Linked DNA regions of Homo sapiens: region 1 is linked to region 2. A link is a loop called in an ENCODE intact Hi-C map of the cell type or tissue named here. Cell type or tissue: transverse colon. All regions are shown on one strand. Links, peaks and the distances in the headings refer to the core of each region. The heading gives the core; the rest is flanking DNA.

What was found. Hi-C counts contacts between places; a loop is a spot of excess contacts. Peaks named below come from ENCODE experiments on the same cell type or tissue, not always from the same donor. Only the 100,000 strongest peaks of a DNase experiment are listed, where the experiment ranks them.
Region 1: it touches region 2 in a loop (20-fold over the local background); 2 of 110 quality-filtered maps call a loop at or near these places.

Annotation. Positions count from the first base shown.
Region 1 is chr2:100,415,486-100,423,821 of GRCh38, forward strand. It overlaps CHST10 (carbohydrate sulfotransferase 10), which reads right to left and starts at 2,183. Exons shown (of 7, transcript NM_004854.5): 1 at 1,889-2,183. RefSeq lists silencers at 1,679-1,828, 1,839-2,288. In transverse colon, for the core only: a CTCF peak has its summit at 7,019; no DNase peak of the experiment used is centred there; H3K4me3 peaks cover 1,946 bases; H3K27ac peaks cover 1,283 bases; H3K27me3 peaks cover 2,670 bases.
Region 2 is chr2:100,360,439-100,368,769 of GRCh38, forward strand. No RefSeq gene overlaps it. Among named protein-coding and RNA genes, the nearest start is that of LONRF2, 42 kb to the left of the region's middle. In transverse colon, for the core only: no CTCF peak of the experiment used is centred there; no DNase peak of the experiment used is centred there.

The DNA.
Region 1 (8,336 bases), core at 292-8,291, 55 kb after region 2:
TACACCTTTAGCACCTGGAAAATTTTAGCCAAATGCCATATCATAAAAAACCAGAAACAAGCCAAAGTCATGGAATTAGATCATGGATTTAGGAGATCTACCAAAATAAACATACAACTCATTTAACATACAATAAAGCCCAAGCTGACTGGGACACATGCAGCACGGTCTCTCTCTGCCTCCCTTTACTCTAAGAACTCAATGCTAAAATTAAAAGCAATTTCCTATTATGTTGATTGAAAGATTAAGCTTTATATACAGTCATTCATCACTTAACAATAGGGATACCTTCTGAGAAATGTATCGTTAGGCGATGTTCTTCTGCAAACATCAGAGCGTTCTTACATAAACCTAGATAGTACAGCTAACCACACACCTAGGCTATATGGTACAGCTGACCACACACCTAGGCTATATGGAATCATCTATTGCTCCCGGGCTACTAACTTGTACTGCTGTTACTGTACTGAATACTGTAAGCATCTGTAATACAATGGTAAGTATTTGTGTATCTAAAATTAGAAAAGGTAGAGTAAAAATAAGGTAGTATAGTCTTATGGGACCACTGTTGTATATGTGGTCCATCATTGTTAGAAACATCATGTACGGCATTTGATGGTCCTCACATCCAGGTTATCCAGAAGTGTATGAAAAGAAAATGAACTCCTGGGTTTCTGCAATCTCTAAGGTCCTGCAACCACCTCTCTCCCCTGTTTCTATTCCTGGCTCTCTCTCACCTTTTTATTGTATGAACTCCTCAAACACTGAAAAATGATCCGAATATAACTGCAAGTTGCCTGTGATGTTTACAAATTCTTTCCTTTCTTTGTTCAGTTTTGCAAACACTCCAATTTTCATTTCAGCGAAGAAGAGAATTTTCTGCTCAGGTATTTCTTTGAGATTCTATTCTTCAGGGTCAAGAGCAATTCTGAATTCTGAATTCCAATTCTGAGCCAAGATGGACTAAGCTCTTAATTATAATGGGGAGGGAAGGGAAAAGACCACTTCTCTCTTTGTGTCTTTTCATTTTAACCCAGTCACTGAAAAGAGTGAAGGAGGAGGTGGTTGGTTATCAGAGAGCCAGAGCTAAACTGAGCTGCCTAATTTTAACAGCGTCTGAGACATTTCTCACTCTGGCACTCTAAGCAATGCAATAACCCAACTCCTCATGGCCCAAAGCCCCAGACTCTGGTTTTCAGACAAAACAACAACAACAACAACAACAACAAAAACCCACCGTTATGACAGTCCTGCCGCTGAGCTAACCAGAACCTGGCTGCACTACTTTCCATTCACTGCCCAACCCTTTCCTGCCTTGCAGACTTGGAAAGCAAAAATGACATTTTGGAAAACCTGGTTCACCTTCCCAGCCAGAAGTGCAGAACTGCATGCCTCAACCTCCAACTTCGGACAGGCCTCCTGACAGCGAAGATCAGAGGCTCAGGGCACCCCGGGGCCCCTCAGGCAGGGAACGTGCATTCCCACCCCTGACTCCCCTCGCACCGAAGCTGCACATGCTCCTTCTTCCCTGCCTTCCTCTGCATGCTCCTTGGACCCAAGCTGAACCCTTTCTTCCTCTCTCCATCTACAATTACAAACGCAAATTCTCAGCCAAGGATGAAAGAAGTAAATTGTAGGCTCGCACAATATCAATAATTCCGCGGGTCACAGCATCCCGCACAAGGACGCCTTCTTATTGCATAATTAACGCGAGGAAGGCTCTTCCCGCTACTCCCGCGAACTAGGGAGGTCTTCAAGTCGCCAAAACACACCGGGATGTGGCTCGCCAGGACAAAACCCGCGGGTTCCCCGGTTTTTCCGTGCGCCCCGCGGCGGGGAGAGGGGCCCAGGCGCTGAAACCCACCCGCCTGCGCGTCCCCGAGCTCACCCTACTGGAGCGGCGCTCGTCCGGGTCCTTAGGCTCCTCCCCTGGCCCTGGGGGCGCCGCGCGGGTCGGGCTTCGCCGGGCCTGTGGGCGAAGCGCGCGGGGTCCTGGGAGCTCGGGAGGCCCGCCCCACCTTGCCCCGAGGCCTCCGCGCCGCGGCCCGTCGGGTCCCGGGATGTGGCGGCGGCGGCAGCGGAAGTAAGGAAGACGCCCGGCGCGCTAGACCGGCTTTGGGGGCCAGAACGCCGGCACCGCCTCACGCGGCCCCCTCGCGCCTATCCGGCCGTGCGCGCCGCCTGCCCGCGCGCGTCCCCGCCGCCGTCCCCGGCCGTGCGCGTTCCAGCGGGTCGCGGGGAGTGGGGAGGGGCGCGGCCGCGGGACCCCAGGCCCGGATCCCGAGTCTCCCTTTCTGCCGCTGCAAAAGCGTTCTTTCTGACCGAGACCTGCGGCCGGAACAAGTCCCGCTGGGCCTCCATCCAGAAAACAGGTTCGCTTTTTGAGAAAGAAAAAAAATCCCAAACTTGGAAAAAGGCAAAAAACCAAACCAAAACAACAACAAAGTCACACACACACACAAAACCACCTTGGAAAAATACAAAAAATAGATAAGTAAATTTCTTAAATCCCCAACTTGGAAAAAGGCCACTTGCTTGCGTTAAGGGTAACTTCTAGCATTTTCTAATAAGCCTACTTAGTAAAAGGGGGACGTTCTATTCTTTAAAGAACCCCCTTGGCTGTCCGGGTTGGGGATGTAACTGTTGTCTAGGTACAGTGGATTAACGAAGGACAATGATAACGGCCTGACCAGTTTACAGACCTGAAGAATTGTAACTTCTTAACCTGCAGAAATGGATAAGGCCTGAGTCAACCTCAAAGGTATTGGGATTTTATTGCCCCAAAGAAGATAAACTAGTTTTATTTTTATACAACCTACATGTTTGTTAACTACCCGACTATATCTGTGTCTATTTAGCAAACAAGTAAAATAGATACGTGTATGTATACACACACACACACACACACACACAATTTTTCAAAGCTTTCAAGGAACAAGCGTTTTTGTTTTTGTTTTTTTTCTTTTTTATTGGTTCCCTCCTTAATGAGTTAATAATATTGAGGGAGCTGGCTGTTTGAGTATTTCACTTCTAGCCCCATTACTAATCATGGTTTAAAGGTTCTGTCCCTCATGCAGAAGACGTTTACTGAGCCCTTTTTTGGGGCCCTGTGGTTGAGATGAGACATTGGGTTTCCCTTTGAGGATTTGAATCGATACACGTGCACGGCAGAAAAGAAGTAAGTAAATGTGAAGCTTGGATGTGATGCAGCATATTATGCAGGATTTAAGGATCAAGGCTCTGGGAATCAGACCACGTGGATTCAGAGCCTTAGTCACTGCATATGACTGTTGACCTTGTCACACTCTCATCTCTCTGTGTCCCAGTCTTCTCATCTACAGAATGTGGTACTAGGCCGGGCGTGGTGGCTCACGCCTGTAATCCCAACATTTTGAGAGGCGGAGGTAGGTGGATCACCTGAGGTCGGGAGTTCGAGACCAGCATGACCAACATGGAGAAACCCTGTCTCTAATAAAACTACAAAAAAAATTAGCCAGGAGTGGGGGCACGTGCCTGTAATCCCAGCTGCTCGGGAGACTGAGGCAGGAGAATTGCTTGAACCCAGGAGGCGGAGGTTGCGGTGAGTCGAGATCTCGCCACTGCACTCCAGCCTGGGCAACAAGAGTGAAACTCCTTCAAAAAAAAAAAAAAAAGTGTGGTACTAAAGAATATTGTAGAGGATGCATTTAAAATACAAAGCACAGTCATCCCGCAGTAGTAAACACTGCAACAAACACACACTATTGTCACTGTTATTACTGCATTCCCAAGATACTGTTCAAAACTTTAAAAGATGGAGTTTGTTCTAGAGGCTTACACATTGACAACTAAGGTAACTGAGGTTTTTTGGTTTTTTTTGTTGGAGTTTTTCAAAATAGTTCCTCTTTTTTTCCTATAAATGAATGTCTAGGAAAATATTAGTATTTAGTCTTTTTTTTTTTTTTGAGACGGAATCTCGCTCTGTCGCCCAGGTTGGAGTGCAGTGGTGCCATCCCAGCTCACTGCAACCTCTGCCTCCTGGGTTCAAGTGATTCTCCTGTCTCAGTCTCTCAAGTAGCTGGAATTACAGGTGCGTGCCACCACACCCGGCTAATTTTTGTATTTTTAGTAGAGACGGGGTTTCACCATGTTAGCCAGGCTGGTCTCAAACTCCTGACCTCAAGTTATCCACCCGCCTCAGCCTCCCAAAGTGCTGGGATTACACGTGTGAGCCAAATATTTAGTCTTTGTAGCAGGAGGATTGTTTCTAAAATAGCAGTTCGCAAAGAGTGATCTCCAAAAAGTGGATCTTTAGGAGTCTCCAAGATCCTTTCAGAGGATCTGCAATGACAAAACTGTTTTCATAGTTGAACTGGGACATTATTTGTCCTCTTTACAATGTAGACATTTGCTCTGATTGTGCAAAAGTAAGCACAAATCCCAGCAGTGGGACAACACCAAATCAGTAGTAACTGCATCCTTCACCACCATGCACTTGCAGTAAAAACAAACACAAAGTGTCACTGAAGAATGTCCCCCGTGAAGCAGTCATGTCCCTCATGACAGGGTGGGAAATGCACAGAAACAATCCTGCTGCATCCCAAGGATGATGGTTGCTGAAGGCCGTGCCATTGTGCAATGGCCTGCAATGCACAAGCTGCAGCTCTTTTTTATGGAACGCCAGTTTTACTTGAAAGCAGAACTGACAGACAAACTGCAGTTACCCAGATTTGGGCATTTGGCAGACATTTCCTCCAAAATGAATGACATGGGCCTGTCACTTCAAGAAAAACAAATGATAGTGTTTGTTGTCTGTGATAACATTCAAGCTTTCAAGTGAAAAATCAGACTTTTGCAAAACCTGTATCCATCACTGTAAGTTTGACAGCTTCCCAATATTTAAAGATTTTTCTGATGAGATCAGAAGTAGTACTAACAACTAGTTGTAAAAAAATATTGTATAGTGATCAACCAGTTGTAGTGTAATAAGAAATATGTATTTGGCCTTTGACCCTGGTTCCTGACTGATACAGTTTGGCTGTGTCCCCACCTAAATCTCAGTTGTAGTTTCTGTCATCCCCACGTGTCATGGGAGGGACCCTGTGGGAGGTAATTGGATCCTGGGGGCAGTTACCCCCATGCTGCTGTTCTCCTGATAGTGAGTGAGTTCTCATAAGATCTGATAGTTTTATAAAGGGCTTCCCCCTTCACTCAGCACTCATTCTCTCTACTGCCGCCCTGTGAAGAGGTGCCTTCCACAATGATTGTAAGTTTCCTGAGGCCTCCCCAGCCATGTAGAACTGTGAGTCAATTAAACCTCTTTTCTTTATGAATTACCCAGTCTTGGGCATTTTTTCATAGCAGTGTGAGAATGGACTAATACACTGACATAAAGCACTTAAATCCCTTGGAGTTTCCTGGGTGATAGGAGTATCTTTTGTTCTAATGAAGCAACTCTTGCTGGGCCCCTAAATATTTTCAGATGGAGACTGGTCACTGGAAAAACCAGGCCTCGTATGGAAGCCTCCAATTTTTTGCCCTATACCCAGTCCTCTGGAGAGATGAGAGGGGCTGGAGATTAAGTTAATAATGGATCATGTCTGCATGATAAAGCCTCCATGGAAACCTCTAGACCACAGAGTTCAGAGAGTTTCCAGGTTGGTGAACACATTCAGGTCCTGGGAGAGTGGTGTGCCCAGTGAGAGCAGGGAAGCTCTGCACCCTTTCCACTTACCTTGCCCCATGCATCTCTGCCATCTGACTGTTCCTGAGTTGTATCCTTTATAACAGGACATAAACTGGACATAGTAGGACATAAACTGTCTTCCCAAATTCTGTGAGCTATTCTATCAGATCACCAAACAGGAGGGAGGGAGTCATGGAACCCCTGATTTATAGCCAAGCTGGAAAGAAGTGGGATAATCTGGGGACCCAATTCTTGCAACTGGCATCTGAAGTGAGGGAAGTCTTGTGAGACTGAGCCCTGAACCTGTGGAGTCTGACTGTAACTCCAGGTAGTTAGTGTCAGGATTAAGTTGAATTGTAGGACAGCCAACTGGTGTGTGGAGAATCAGATAAATGGTTGTTGGTGTTGGAAAACATGCCAAAGTGATGAGTTTTAATGTCACCAAATATAAAATATTTATTGATAGGGTTTTGGATTCCACATTGTACTAACCTTTAGACGGCTACCACTTGTTGGGTTTAGGTGTGGAAACTCAAAATACCCCCAAATTATCTGAAAAGATTTAAATATTTCTTCCTTTTTCTACTTATCTGTGTGAGGAAGGAGTTTCTTCATATTCTTTGACCAATATATTGCAACAGATTGAGTGCGAAGAGAAGTATATGATTCCAGCTGTCTTCTATTAAGCCAGACATTAAAGAGATTTGCAAAAGGGTAAACAATGCCATATTTTTGTTTTGAAAAACATAGCTGTTTTTCCTTAAAGTATGCTATTTAAAGTAACATATAATGGGAATATTCATTTTCTAAAATGGATTACTAAAGGTTTTTAATTTCTCATGTTATAAGTATAGATGGATATCATCCAGATTAACAAAAGCTCTTTGGGTTCCTTGATAATTTTTAAGAGTGTAAATGGGTTCTCAGGAAAAAATGATTGAGAACTTCTGTTCTCAAAGAAACCCAAATTCTTAATAGTAAAAGGAAAATATACCAGGTTCTTTAACAACCCGCTACTCCCACCCCACCCACTATGAAGTGAATATTTCTGTTTTGAACCAAACCAAGGCCCTTCCTGAAAGTGGAATAATAGAACAGATGCATCTAGAAAAACCAATATATCTCTTACAGGGATGGGGTCATGTGGAGAACCATCTCCTACACAGGTAGGGATTTGCCAGTTCCCCTCAGCATTCTAAGACAATTTGATAAATTTCTCCCCTATTCTTCATTTTGGGTTCAACCTGTATGAACTCAGGGTCCTTTAGTGCTAGGTGCTAGAATCTGACTTTGTTTTCCCTCCGGCCTCTTCCCCAGCTCCTAGCTGTGCTACAGAGAAGCTCCTGCAGTTTCCATGTCAGCCACAGGAGGGGACAATTCCTAGAATCCTGGCCCTCCTAGTCCTGAACTCTCCTCTCAGTATACACAGTGGCTACCAGTCACTCAGGCTTTCTTGGGGTTCCTTTAAGAAGTGGGTTTGGAAATGACTTCTTGGCCACTCTTGGCAGTAAATGTAATAGAAAATTGCAGAGAGTACATATCTCGGTTCCTTTCTCTGAGCACACTGAAAATTTCCATTTGGCTCACTTGGTGGGTATATGAGAAGCTTACCAGAGTTGAAATGAGACTCTGTCCAGGGTAAAGTTGTAGAACTGTAGGGACCGCAGCCAGGCATCTCTGTGTTGTACCATAACTGAGAAATGTTCAGCCAGAGGGCCCTTTTCAGTAGACGTAGAGTTGGAGGCAGGGATTACAAACCTACAGAAGTTGATTTCCCTTTCCTATTTATAGATGGCAATGCAGTTCAAAGACTTTTTGTTTTTAAGTAGGAGATGGCTGAATGAAACAAGCTGGATTCCATACTCTAGCCCTTGGAAACCTTTGGTGTGTTTATTACAGTCTTAATGGGGAGCTGTTTTGCCTTGTTAAGAACTTCTAAATTATCCAAAACATAATAGGGCTGCACATTTGAAAAAATTAGACAAGAGGAATTATTTCATATTTTAAGCCCAAGAGACATCTTCAATACCTACGTTTAATTTTTATTTTCACTAGAGATGATGTTTTGCTATGCTGCCTGGGCTGACCTTGAACTCCTGGCCTCCAACCATCCTCCTGCCTCGGCCTCCCAAAGTGCTGAGATTACAGGAGTGAGCCACCATGCCCTGCCAAGCCCTACATTTTGAATTCCTGAAAATATATTTTAACACTTACCAAAATAAGAAAATTTTAAAAAGTGCTGAATTCTTGAGGTGAGATCACAGACACCTCCCACTGTCAAGTTAGACTACATTCCCAGTGGAATTGGCTAAGGATACAAAATTATGCTGTAAGTAAGGTGACTCCACAGAGTTTGTTTGGGCTGCATGACTGGGTTCTGGCCAGTGAGATGTGCATAGATGTGATCTAAGCCACCCCTAGGGCTCACCCTTAAGAACATACCTATGATCCTGAAGTTTTCTTCCTCTGATATGTGCCATGTGTTCTAGAAGGTGGACGCACAAGATGAAAGCAGCTGTGATCCCTACATCACCATCTGGAGGAAAGTTGCATTATCCTCATGGAATGTGATGAGCAAGTAGTTGATACCTATTGTTTTAAGCCAAGGATAATTCAGGACATATGATTTACACAGCACAGCCTGCCCTAATACAGGATACCAGTTCAGTGA
Region 2 (8,331 bases), core at 332-8,331:
GTTTATGTATTTGACCAGCAGTAACAAGGAAGCAGTGTCGTTCATCTGGGGTAATACCTGGAGTTCGTTGCCTCACGCCAAGGAAATCAAGGACATGGACACATGTGGAGTGAGGTTAAGAGCGGAGGTTTAATACACAAAAGAAAGAGAAAAGAGAATAGTTGTCTCTCCTGCAGAGAGAGAAAGGTGCCCTACAGGTCTTTGGTTTTGTGGTGAAGTGCATGGGGTTATACAGACTGGCTTGAGGAGATGGTGTTTGATTTACATAGGGGGCAAAGATTGGTTGGACCAGGTGTGACGTTTATGTAGCACATGAAGAAGCTGGCCACCCCACCCTAATCTTATTATGCAAATGCATTTCCTACTTGGCTGGCGCCATGTTGTCTGCTCCTTACTGTGAGCAAGGAAAAGGGCCGATGGAGTTGCCATGTTAAACATGTGTGGCCCCCGGGTAGCCTTTTCCTATTGGCACAACTGCTGATATTCACCCATGCAAGCTTCCAGCTTGCTTATCTGTGTCTGCAGCTCAATTTTACAGACTGCCCTTTGTTAGAAAAGCAATGATTTGGGGGCTGCTTTTCATTAAAAGGAAAACCTTACCGAGGACTTCCTTACCCTTACTACCTGCCTAAATAATTTCTTTTTTTCTTTTTCTTTTTTGAGATGGAATCTCGCTCTGTCACCAGGCTGGAGTGCAGTGGCCTGATGTTGGCTCACTGCAATCTTGGCCTCCTGGGTTCAAGCGATTCTCCTGCCTCAGCCTCCCGAGTAGCTAAGATTACAGGCATGTGCCACCGCACCCAACTAATTTTTGTATTTTTAGTAGAGACAGGGTTTCACCATGTTGGCCAGGATGGTCTCGATCTCCTGACCTCGTGATCCACCCATCTCGGCCTCCCAAAGTACTGGGATTACAGGGGTGAGCCACTGTGCCCAGCCAATAATTTCTTTTTAACTCCTATATCAACAACATGTTGCTAACAGTAAATGGTGAAAAATTTCACATATACAAAAGTTATACAAATAGAAACACTCAAAAACATTATAAACAAATCAAGACAAATTTCTTTAAAAAAATTCAAGTAATCCACAGGAAGACCAGAAAAGGAAAACTGAGCAAGAAACATAGGAAACTGAAAAAAATAAATAAAGTGGTAGACATAAGCACAAACATATGAATAATTACCTCAAATGAAGGCCAGGCATGGTGGCTCATGCCTGTAATCTCAGCACACTTTGGGAGGCCAAAGTGGGCAGATCACCTGAGGTCAGGAGTTCGAGACCAGCCTGGCCAACTTGGTGAAATCCCATCTCTACTAAAAATACAAAAAATTAGTTGGGTGTGGTGTCACGTGCCTGTAGTCCCAGCTACTCCAGAGGCCAAGGCAAGAGAATTGCTTAAACCTGGGAGGTGGAGGTTGCAGTGAGCCAAGATCATGCCACCGTACTACAGCCTGGGCAACAGAGTGAGATCCGTCTCAATAATAATAATAATAATAATAATAATTACCTCAAATGTAAATGGTCTAAGTAAACCAAAAGACAGAGATATTGGGGAAACCAGCCCCCCGATATTCAACGTGGGTCCTTTTCTATTTTCCCTAAGTGTCGGCCAATCTGAGAAATAAAGGGAAAGAGTACAAAAGAGAAATTTTAAAGCTGGGTGTTCAGGGGAGACATCACATATCGGCAGGTTCCGTGATGCCCCTCAAGCTGCAAAACCAGCAAGTTATTATTAGTGATTTTCAAAAGGGGAGGGAGTGTACAAATAGGGTGTGGGTCACAGAGATCACCTGCTTCACAAGGTAATAAAATATCCCAAGGCAAATGGAGGCAGGGCGAGATCACAGGAGCGGGGTGAAATTAAAATTGCTAATGAAGTTTTGGGCATGCATTGTCATTGATAACATTTTATCAGGAGACAGGGTTTGAGAGCAGACAACCAGTCTGACCAAAATTTATTAGGCGGGAATTTCCTCGTCCTAATAGGCCTGGGAGTGCTACGGGAGACTGGGGCTTATTTCATCCCTTATCTACAACTGTAAAAGACAGGCGTTCCCAGAGCAGCCATTTTAGAGACCTCCCTCTAGGAACGCATTCTCCTCAGGGATGTTCCTTGCTAAGAAAAATAATTCAGCAATATTTCTTCTATTTGCTTTTGAAAGAAGAGAAATATGGCTCTGTTTTGCCCAGCCCACAGGCAGCCAGACCTAATGGTTATCTCCCTTGTTCCCTGAACATCGCTGTTATCCTGTTCTTTTTTCAAGGTGCCCAGATTTCAAATTGTTTAAACAATTTGTGCAGTTAACGCAATCATCACAGGGTCCTGAGGCGACATTCATCCTCAGTTTACGAAGATGACGGGATTAAGAGATTAAAGACTGGCATAGGAAACCACAAGAGTATTGATTGGGGAAGTGATAAATGTCCATGAAATCTTCACAATTTATGTTCTTCTGCCATGGCTTCAGCTGGCCCCTCCTTTTGGGGTCCCTGACTTCCTGCAACATCTCTCCCTTTCTTTTTATATAAATGTGCCATGGCGATGAAGGCTTGTTCGTTCTCTCGATTTTGATGCAAGATTCTTTGACTGGTCTGGCACACTAAAAACAAGCCAATTAAACAGAGAAACATAATTCCAAAATTTACTACAGTGGAGCCCCCAATAGACTTAATCCAAGTTGTGGGGTTTAGTCCAGAAAGATTTTCTGCTGCCTGATCTAATGCCTCAGCTCCAGGCACAATGGATAAGTGAGCTTGAGAGGCTGCAAAAATTTGTTTCTTTAATTCAGTTATGTCCAATGATAAATTATCTTCCCTACCCAGAAGGTGTCCTTTGACCATTTCCCATGAAGGATCAGTCTCATTATAGGAATACGGGGTGATACAGAAATCCGAAGTATTCCAATCGCACTGCATTTGCACGCGATGTTCGAGACTCACCACCCTATCTCCAAGCCAAATAACAGACTGTCTTAAATCATTAATTTGATTAGCCAATTTTTGATCAATGCCTTGTTGAGAATTCCACATTTAGGTGGAATTGGCTTGCCAATCATTAACAAAATGAGCCATTTGAATAGAGTGATGTAACGCCATTCCGGCAGTGGTGGCCATTGCAGTGACTGTAATTAGGCCCATGATCACAGAGATTAAAGTGAAAACAAATCTCTTAGATCTTTTTAGAATTTGCTGTAACACTTCATTAATTAAATGTATTGAGGGGGAGGATTCCCAAGCTCTGGGCAAAGTTACTGGAATCCAGATTCCTTCTCGAGCTCGAACCAACATTACACTTTTTCTGGAGTCAAAATGGGAGTTAATACAAGTGTATAAATGACAATTAATGCATTGGATAGTTTGATTGTTCATCAAAATTTTGATATTTCTTGCTAACAGCATGTAAGGAGGCTTAACACAACTCTGTATGGGAACAGTCAGGTTGGAGGTAAGTAAAGCAGAATGTCTGGATCTACGCTGATACTGAGAGAGGGGGACGGTAGTGGAGACAACAGACAGAATAGTTTCCCCTACCCATACTCACAGTCCAGACATGGCAATAGCCAATTTTCAAAGTTCTGGGTGTTCTGGGCTCAGAATGGGGAGTATCATACGAGGCCTCAGTCGGGGGGTAATGCCTTTATCTTCCCATTTTAAGGGAAAGAATGAGCTGAACCTCCTATGCAAAGTAGAATGATGATTCTCATTCTCCCAATAAGAAATAAAATAAGTAGCCTCCAGGCATTCCCTTCCACCAGAGGAGCAATTGTTTTTTAAATAGGCCTTTGGTGTCCAGTCTATTACTAAACCATATGAGTCATTTTTTAATATTACTGCATGTGAGATAACACAGTCTTCCCAAATTAAACTTTTAGATGGGCCCTCAAAATTTTTAGGGCATGGTTTTCCTGCAGGTTTATATTGAAAGTATGGGGTATCTCCAATTACTCCCCCTTTCATTTGTTTTAAAGGAGAAAGGGAGAGGCCAGAGACCAAATGTCCCGGTTCCTCTGTAGCTGATCTCTCTGGAAGATAAGCAGCCCAGATTTGAGTTTCTAGATGGATACAATCAGGTGCATGTCCGAGGCACAGAGGAGGATATTTATAACCCATGGTAACATTAAATGCAGTGCCTTCTTCTCCTGGTTGAGCAGGGCAATGGTCATCTATAGCTCCAGGCATCCACACACTATTATTAGTGTAGATTTCTGCAGGAGCATCTATCCAGGTAAGAGGTCGAATAAGTGGAGGAAAAGGCACATAAGAATAATTATGTGTAGCAGGTAAATCAGTGTGAGAGGAAACTGGTGAGACAGAAAGTATAAGGAGGAGAATCATTAAATAAAACCTACTGTAAGCGAGATTCAGTGCTGAAGGAGGAAGAGAACAGAGGGATGTTATTTTCAGGCTAATAGAAATAGTGAGATTTTTAGGTTTGTAAGGAGAAAAAGAAAGGTAATCAGGAGAAGTGGGATTAGTTAGATGGGTCTCCATTGCCATTAGGGAGGGTTGAATCAGACCCATTGTGATTTGGTGTGCCTGCTTCTGAGGAGTCGGCACAGATCTCACCACGTCTGAGGGCGGTCTCTGACACAGACGTCTTTTCCCTGTGGTTTTCATTGTCAGTATTCACCCGAAGCTTGAGTCTCCTGGTGGGTACCCAGACAGGGGATTGATGATCTCCTGGTGAAATACAAGCATATCCTCTTCCCCACGTTATAATTGTGCCAGGTTCCCAAGTATTACTTTGGGAGTTTTTCCATAACACTGGCTTGCCTTCGTTTAGGGAGAATTTTTTGCCTGTATAATGGCGTTTGGCTGCAGTTAGATTATTATTCTTAGGGACATTTAAAAAATTTAAAGTAAACAATGCCAAATGTAATTGGGAGTGGGGGGTAGTTAAATTATGTTTTTGTTGGTCAGACTATTTGGACAATTGGGCTTTTAAAGTGTGATTGGCCCGTTCCACCACAGCCTGTCCCTGAGGATTGTAAGGGATTCCAGTAATATGGGAAATTCCCCACTGTTGCATAAATAAATCAAAAGCCTTACTAACACATCCAGGGGCGTTGTCTGTCTTAATTTGATATGAAAGCCCCATAACTGCAAAGCAAGAATACAGATGTTTTGTAACATGGGCCGTGCCTTCCCCTGTTTGGCAAGTAGCCCAGTTAAAACCTGAGAAGGTGTCTACAGAAACATGCACATATGACAGTCTGCCAAAGGAGCTCACATGAGTCACAACCATTTGCCATAAAGCATTAGGAATTAGGCCTCTGGGATTAACGCCAGGTTCCTGGTTTAGAAGTACAAAGACTTGACACTGAAGGCAGCTGTGAACAATAAACTTAGCCTGTTTCCAGGTAAGAGCAAATTTATCTTTTAATCCAGCAGCATTGACATGAGTGAGATTATGGAACTCCTGAGCTTCTTGGGTTGCAAAAGAGACCAAACAGTCAACTTTATGGTTACTGGCAGACATGGGTCCTGGTAAACCGGTCCCTCCATTCGGGGTCCCTGACTTCCTACAACACAGAAACTAACCAAATATGTATTAAAAAAAACTAATTATCTGCTGTTTAAAATTCAGTGACATTAGGCAGGTTGGCTGAGGCAGAAGAATCACTTCAAACCCGGAGGTGGAAGTTGCAGTGAGCTGAGACCATGCCACTGCACTCCAGCCTGGGCAACAGAGCGAGATTCCATCTCAAAAAAATAAATACATAAAAAAAATGATACAGAAAGATATACCATGCAAACATGAATTTTAAAATTAAAAGTCTAATAGCTAAAATTGTTAAAAATTTAAATTTATTGTGATATCTATTTCATTCCTGACATTAAGTTAAAATTATTAAAGTGCATTTATTTATTTATTTATTTATTTATTTATTTATTTTTTGAGACGGAGTCTCGCTCTGTCACCCTGGCTGTAGTGATCTCTGCTCACTGCAAGCTCCGCCTCTCGGGTTCATGCCATTCTCCTGCCTCAGCCTTCCAAGTAGCTGGGACTTCAGGCGCCCACCACCACGCCCAGCCAACATCTAAGGCCAGGCATGGTGGCTCACACCTGTAATCCCAGCACTTTGGGAGGCTGAGACAAGTGGATCGCCTGAGCTCAGGAGATTGAGACCAGCCTGACCAACATGGTGAAACCCTGTCTCTACTAAAAACACAAAAATTAGCCAGGCATCATGGTGGACACCTGTAACCCCAGCTATTTGGGAGGCTGAGGCAGGAGAGTCTCTTGAACCTGGAAGGCAGAGGTTGCAGGGAGGCGGAGGTTGCAGGGAGCTGAGGTTGCGCCAGTGTACTCCAGCCTGGGTGACAGAGTCAGACTCCATCTCAAAAAAAAAAAGTTTTTTAAAAAGTAGGCTATATTAATATCTGATCAAGTAGAAGAAGAGCAAAAATATTCCAAAGAAAAAAGACAAAAATAAAGATGAGAGAAAAATAAAATTGAAAATAAGACACTAATAGAGAAAATCAATGAAACAAAAAGCTTTGAAAAAAATTAATATTAATAAAACTTTAGCAAGACTGATAACAATAAAAATATAGAAGATACAAATCATCAATATAAGGAATGAAATAAGGTCTATTACTACAATTCTGCAGTCATTAAACAATAAAAGGGTGATATCACAGAAAATATCACAGTAAGGACCTTTGAAAATTATCTCCTTCATAAAAGCAATTAAAAAAAACTGGCAAAAAGAATTGTCAGAATCAATGTTTTTAGAGCTCTGCAAATTAACCAAAGGGTTGCAACAATTCAGGACACATTAATTCAAAAAAAATGGGTGAATCTTAGAACACTGAACTGAAACTGCCTTTGCAAAAATTAGAAATCTAACCTAACTGATAACATCTTGTTTCTAAACCTCACAAGCTAACTGCCTTTGTTAGCTTTAAAACAAAGATGGTAACAGTCCCTTCCTTGCTATCCCCCTCCTTGCTCAGGACTGAAGTCACTTTTGTAAGACCTATGAAAGACCACAAGATTAGGATTATGGGAGGGGCCTGAATGTTGCTAAAATGTGGGCCTAGTTAAGCGATACCAGCCATTGTTCCCTAGTTTGCCTTTCAATAATTGTTTAGGGCTCTGAAGGTCACAGGATTTGTTTTGTTTGTTTGTTTTAAACTTCCTGTGAACGTTTCTTCTACTTCAAGTAACAAAACCTGTGAAGTTCTATGTTTTCATGTACAGTTATATAATCCTCTGAAATATACAATATACAGAAATCTCTATCAAGTAAACCTAAAGAAACACACTTGATTTTTACGTTTGTGTATTTAAATTAGAAAACAAAACAATAACACACATGCACAAAATACACAATCATTTAAAGTTTTATGAAAATATTTCTAGAGATACACAATAAATTTTTAAAAATTTTTTTACAGTTCAAATTTTAAAAAATTTACTAAAACTCAGTAAGAACTGCAAGAGTCTGTGGTATTTAAAACAAGACCTGCACTGTCTTCCTGCTCCCAGCTCAGCTAGATGGAAACTCAACTCCAGACTAGTACAGCCAAGAACTCAGGGACTCTTTTTTCCTCTCTCCCATGCAAACTGCTAGTCAGAGGGCTATCTTTCCAGGAGGGGCAGGGCATGAGATTTCTCATCCTTCCCCCAGATATTTGTTGCTGTGGCCAAGCTCCAGGTTAGTGCAACAGAGAGAGGTTGGCTCCCTTCCTTTGGCCAGCTCACACTCATGGGATGAAGGCTCTCCCTGTGCAGAAGGATACTGAGAATCCTGGGGTAACAATTGCCTTTGCCCTGGCTTGTGTGGCAAGCTGAGGAGACCCGGTGCTGCTTCCCTCCATCCAGTGAGTGCTCAGCTCTTAAAGCAGGGATGTCACTCAGAAGCTTGCCATTGTCCCTACCCCCAGGACAAGAACAGTGGCTCATAGATTTTGCCCAGGGAGATAAGCAAGCTGTACAACAGAGTTCCAAATCCAATAAAAAAGCAACTGGCTGCAGTTGCAAGAATGTGGAGAAGCTCAAACAGTGCAAGGTGTAGTGACAGGCAGTTGGGAGGAGATTAATAGATTCATTGGAGATATAGGCTAAACTGCAAGCTAGCTATTTTCCAGAAAAAACAAAAAACAAACAAAAAAACACAAAGAGACAGCTTAGAAGAAACTTTCTGGAGTCAGAAAAAAAAAATCTCAAACATATGCAGAGGGAACTATCCTTCCAAAAGACCCCCAGGTTGATTGGATTAGCCTGTGAAGCAATATATGCCCCAGGCTTTGTTGAAAACAATAAAGAAATCAACTGGCAATTACTGAAGCTTAACACCTGGGTATAGTCAAGAAAAAAGA